Linked DNA regions of Homo sapiens: region 2 is linked to region 1. A link is an interaction called in ENCODE POLR2A ChIA-PET data of the cell type or tissue named here. Cell type or tissue: Panc1. All regions are shown on one strand. Links, peaks and the distances in the headings refer to the core of each region. The heading gives the core; the rest is flanking DNA. Region 1 overlaps VPS45 (vacuolar protein sorting 45 homolog). Region 2 has its middle 33 kb from the start of LINC02988.

What was found. ChIA-PET counts read pairs that join two places held together with the same protein. Peaks named below come from ENCODE experiments on the same cell type or tissue, not always from the same donor. Only the 100,000 strongest peaks of a DNase experiment are listed, where the experiment ranks them.
Region 2: POLR2A ChIA-PET joins it to region 1 with 8 read pairs; 7 of 35 experiments call an interaction of 5 or more read pairs at or near these places.

Annotation. Positions count from the first base shown.
Region 1 is chr1:150,127,332-150,130,251 of GRCh38, reverse strand. All of the region lies in intron 14 of VPS45 (vacuolar protein sorting 45 homolog), which reads right to left. Among named protein-coding and RNA genes, the nearest start is that of PLEKHO1, 21 kb to the left of the region's middle. In Panc1, for the core only: no CTCF peak of the experiment used is centred there; no DNase peak of the experiment used is centred there.
Region 2 is chr1:150,191,773-150,194,692 of GRCh38, reverse strand. No RefSeq gene overlaps it. Among named protein-coding and RNA genes, the nearest start is that of LINC02988, 33 kb to the right of the region's middle. In Panc1, for the core only: no CTCF peak of the experiment used is centred there; no DNase peak of the experiment used is centred there; H3K27ac peaks cover 812 bases.

The sequences.
Region 1 (2,920 bases), core at 104-2,603:
CCAGCCTGGCAACAGAGCAAGGCCTTGTCTCTCAAAAAAAAAAAAAAAAAAAAGTGTGTGTGTGTATTATATATAGATATATATGTGTGCTGGGCACAGTGGCTCATGCCTATAATCCCAGCACTTTGGGAGACCGAGGCTGCAGGATCTCTTGAGGCCAGGAGTTCAATACCAGACTGGGCAATATATTTGAGACTCCATCTCAAATAAATAGATAGATAGATAGATTAGACAGATAGATAGCCAGGCTTGGTGGCCCATAGTCCTAGATACTTGGGAGGCTGAGGTGGGAGGACTGCTTGAGCCCAAGAGTTTGAGGTTACAGTGAACTATGATCACACCACTGCATTCCAGCCTGGGTGACAGAGCAAGACCCCATCTTAAAAAAAAAAAAAAATTGGCCAGGCGTGGTGGCTCATGCCTGTAATCCCAGGACTTTGGGAGGCTGAGGCAGGTGGATCACTTGAGGTCAGGACTTTGAGACCAGCCTGGCCAACATGGTGAAATCTGTCTCTACTAAAACTACAAAAATTATTTGGGTGTGGTAGCGTGTAGTCCCAGCTACTCGGGAGGCTGAGGCAGGAGAATCGCTTGAACCTGGGAGGCGGGCGTTGCAGTGAGCCGAGGTGGTGTCACTGCACTCCAGCCTGGGTGACAGAGCAAGACTCCGTCTCAAATAAATAAATAAATAAATAAAATTAAAAAAAATGTGTATACATTCATAGCAAAAGATCTAAAAGGCTGACAACATTCCCTATGGTGGCAGTATGGCTATTTTTTTGCTTAGCTGTATTAAATTTTTTTTCCTACAGGAATTATATATTGATTTTGTAATGAAAAGATATTTTTCTTTTTTAAATTTCTTTTTTACACACAATTCAGAGGTAAAATGAAAAGCTATTTTTTTAATTAAAAAATATACGTTACAGTGCACAAACAAATTGGAATCAAGGGACATGCCTAAATTTGAATCCTGGGTTAAATTCAACTTTTAAAAAGGCATCTTATTAGAGTTGTTCATTTATATGTTTATTTTCCTATTAGACATTGAGATCCTTAAAGATACAGAACATGTCTTCATCTTTCTAGCACCGTGCACAGAACATTACACATAATCAGCACTCAATAAATGCTTGTCAGTGACAGGCGACACACTCCATCACAACTCTTGCAATGATGTCTAATCCTTTGGTCACTGGAGGAAAATAAGCTGTCAAAGAAAATCTCTTTGCCGGATGCAGTGGCTCACGCCTGTAATCCCAGCACTCAGATCACGAGATCAGGAGATCAAGACCATCCTGGCTAACACGGTGAAACCCCATCTCTACTAAAAATACAAAAATAATTAGCCAGGCGTGGTGGCACGCACTTGTAGTCCTAGCTACTTGGGACTTTGTGGCAGGAGAATCGCTTGAACCCGGGAGGCGGAGGTTGCAGTGAGCCGAGATCGTGCCACTGCACTCCAGCCTGGGCGACAGAGCGAGACTCTGTCTCACTGAAAAAAAAAAAGAAAGAAAATCTCTTTGGGAAAGTTTCAAAACTTATCCTGAAACGTCCGTAGTGAAGAGAAGTCCCCTCTGGGTTCCTGCCTCTTTGAAATGCAAATTCTGTCATAGTATCCTAATTTTTCTGTAAATAATTCAGAGATTGAACCTACTGGTGGTTACAGGAGAAGGTCCAAGTTTCTAGTGTTACTTGTTTAGGTGGAAATCTATAAAGTACCTGTTGATAACACAAATTGAATCAGCCCCCTACCAGCCTCAAACTTATGTATAGAAATTCAAGATGCCAACTATTTTTTAGGCCCTTAGCTGTATTCACTACAAAAAGTATTAATTTCACTTACTCCATGTCAAAGTTAAATTATTATAACACTTAGGCATCATTTCAGATAGTTATGAAACTAAAAGCTTCCACTAATTAATCAAGTTAATTTTCTTTTTTTTTTTAAGACAAGGGTCCCATTCTGTTACCCAGGCTGGAGTGCAGTGGCGCGAACTTGACTCACTGCAACCTCTGCCCCCTGGGCTCAAGCTATCCTCCCATCTTAGCCTCCCGAGTAGCTGGGACCACAGGCACGCACCATCACGCCCAGCTATTTTTTTGTATTTTTGGTAGAGACAGGGTCTCACCATGTTGCCCAGGCTGGTCTTGAACTCCTGAACTCAAGCAATCTGCCCGCCCCGGCCTCCCAAAGTGTGGGATTACAGGTGTGAGTCACCATGCCTGGCCAAGTTAGTCATTTTTACTCAAAGAGCAACACTGTCTCTTAAATCTCATTTTTAATCATCATTGAATGATAAAATTCTTAAAATAAAAGTAAATGATCCCTCAGTTCTGTATTATTTTTTCCCCAGCTTTGGTTTACAATATTTCTTAGTAGTCTGAAAGCTTCACATATTATCCATTTGATAAAAACATATTTTGCCTATCTTATAGGTGACATTTATAAACAAAGGATTTAAAAATATCATAGCTAGATAAATATTCCAAAATATTATTTCAACTGAGTGCTTAGGTACTCATACTGGAAACAGACTGTGCCCAATTCCAGGTTTACCACTTACTAGCTTTATGACTTTGGACAAGGTACTTAACTTCTCTCTACTTTGATTTCCTCATCTGAAAAAGGAAGTTGATAACAATTATAAAAATATCTACCTTGGCTGGGTGTGGTGGCTCATGCCAGTAATCCCAGCAATTTGGGAGGCCAAGTTGGGAGGTTTGTTTGAGCCCAGGAGTTTGAGACCAGTCTGGACAACATAGCAAGACCCTGTCTCTAGAAAAAAATAAAAAGTTAGCACAAGCTACTTGTGAGGCTGAAGTGGTAGGACTGCTTGAACCCAGATCAATGTCACAGTGAGCTGTGTGTGTGCCACTGCACTCCAGCCTGGGCAACAGAGCGAGACCCTGTTTCAAA
Region 2 (2,920 bases), core at 169-2,668, 64 kb before region 1:
CACAAATCTCTCTGTCTTTGCTCACACTTTTCCCTCTGCCTGGAAGGTTTTCCATCTCATCAAGATCCCACCCACCTTCAGGCAGTCTCTTTCATGGACCCCTGGAGACAGTCTTTCTCTTGCATATCCATGGGTTGCTTGTCTAGACTACCCTCATGATGCAGCCATTACTCAGCCTCTTACCATTATTCTTTCTGTCCCCACAACAGAGAAAACTGAAAGGCAGTACTCGTCTCAGGGAAATTCTCTGGAGGGTAGGAACTCTCTTTGTGTCTTCCATATTTTGTAGCATTGTCTTGCTTACAATGTCGGTTTAGGTTCTTTTTTTTTTTTTTTTTTTGAGTACGGAGTCTCACTCTGTCGCCCAGGATGGAGTGCAGTGGTGCGATCTCAGCTCACTGCAAGCTCCGCCTTCCAGGTTCATGCCATTCTCTTGCCTCAGCCTCCCGAGTAGCTGGGACTACAGGCGTCCGCCACCATGCCTGGCTAATTTTTTGTATTTTCAGTAGAGACGGGGTTTCACTGTTAGCCAGGATGGTCTGGATCTCCTGACCTCGTGATCCGCCCACCTCGGCCTCCCAAAGTGCTGGGATTACAGGCATGAGTCACCGCGCCCGGCCGGTTTAGATCTTTATAACCAACCCGCTTAGTTGTGATTAGCTGTCTCATTACAGAAATGTAAGACAGAAAGATCTTAAGTATAGCTTAAAAATGGCTGGAGTTGGCCGGGCGCAATGGCTTACGCCTATGATCCCAGCACTTTGGGAGGTCGAGGCGGCGGATCACGAGGTCGAGATTGAGATCATCCTGGCCAACATGGTGAAACCCCATCTCTACTAAAAATACAAAAAAATTAGCTGGGCGTGGTGGCACATGCCTGTAGTCCCAGCTACTGGGAGGCTGAGGCAGGAGAATCACTTGAATCTGGGAGGCGGAGGTTGCAGTGAGCCGAGATCGTGCCACTACACTCCACGCCGTGGGTGACAGAGCGAGACTCTGTCTACAAAAAAAAAAAAAAAAAGGATGGAGTTTGCTTTTTTTTGATATCATCCCTTCAACCCACACTGTACTTGATGTTTAGACTTAAAGCATACAGTTTTCTACAGACATTTTAGTAGCACATCAAGGAGAAAAAAATTATGTAAAACATCTCAAAAGAGAAATACAGTAAAATCTCCAAGTTACTATAGGTATATATAATCCATGTTACCAATTCAGATTAAACTGCTTAGTAGGAGGACACCTTGATGCCCACATTGATGCCAGCTGAAAATAAAGAAAATGTTCTGTAATGAACTAATTTATTCTAAACACACTATTTGAAAAGTCAGTCTACTACATGACCATTAGTTAGGGCTAAGAAGAAATCAACTCATGTCCTAATTGAAGCCAAAGGCCAAATGATATTGACACATCACAGGAGAAACAGGAGAATTTTTGAAGCTTACTTTCTTAAGATGTAAGTGCTAAACTGAATTGGCCAATTTAGAAAACAGCATCTGGATTAAACATTCTTGTTTTTCTTAAGCATTTTGGGAAAGATGAGGGACTAGTCTGTGTACAGAGTTATCTGCATAAAGTTTCAAGAGTCATAATCATAAGAACAATGAACATTATGTTGGGATTTTATCTTTTCCAAATTTGTCAATATATTGGCAAAGGAAGAAAAGTTTTCTTTTTAGAGTATGTGCTATTGCTTTAGTTATTTGGAGGAATTACAAGCCTTAAAAGTTGCAATTAGGATTCCTTAAGAGGGTCGGGTGTGGTGGCTCATGCTTGTAATCCCAGCACTTTGGGAGGCAGAGGTGGGCGGATCCCTTGAAGTCAGGAGTTCGAGACCAGCCTGGCTAACATGGTGAAACCCCGCCTCTACTAAAAATACAAAAATTAGCTGGTGTGGTGGCGCACGCCTGTAGTCCTAGCTACTCGGGGGGCTGAGGCAGGAGAATCGCTTGAACCCGGGAGGAGGAGGTTGCAGTGAGCCGAGATTGCGCCGCTACACTCCAGCCTGGGCAACGAAGTGAGGCTCCATCTCGGGAAAAAAAAAGAAAAAGGATTCTTGAAGAGTGTCCAAATAATACCTTGCAGGAAAATGAAGAGTGTATGGATGCTGCAATCAAGAGGAATTCTGGGAACTGCGAGATGAGAATGAGGCCTAACAGGTGCCATGCAGCGAGCTTTCGCAGTGGCAGCTTCCACTGTTAAAATGATAGTGGAACAAGATGAGACTAAATTGTCAGTGATTTCTCTCTATATTATGGGGATAGACCTGTTTTCTTCATTTATCAAGCTCTGCTCTCTCCTACAGACATACCTTGCTTTTTAACAACTGCCGAAAAGGTCAGCTTTCTGCTAAAGGGTCACATCAAAATAGCATTGTTAACGTTACCATTTTTGTCTTCTGAATCAGATTCTATTTTCTGAATCAAATTTCAGCCTGTTTGACAGCCAGTGTGGTTGGGCTGCTGGACTTTATCTCTTGAGATTTGATAGGTAGCTGCTTAGAATTTTCCACATATTTAAATGCATGTGTCATGTCTACTAAATGTGTCTGGTATTGCTAGAGTGGTGCTCCTTATTGTGTGTATATTTGCCCTGGATTTTAATTCTGGAATACATTATTCACTTAAAGGTAAATAGCAAGTATATTTGAGCAAAAACATTTTTATTAGCAACCATAAAAAGGGTGCATACAGTTTTATAGCCAACATGATAATATGAGATGTAATTGGACAGGCACGGTGGCTCACGCTTGTAATCCCAGCACTTTGGGAGGCCGAGGCGGGTGGATCACGAGGTCAGGAGATCGAGACCATCCTGGCTAACATGGTGAAACCCTGTCTCTACTAAAAAAAAAAAAACAAAAAACAAGACAAAAATTAAGCCGGCGTGGTGGTGGGTGCCTGTAGTCCCAGCTACT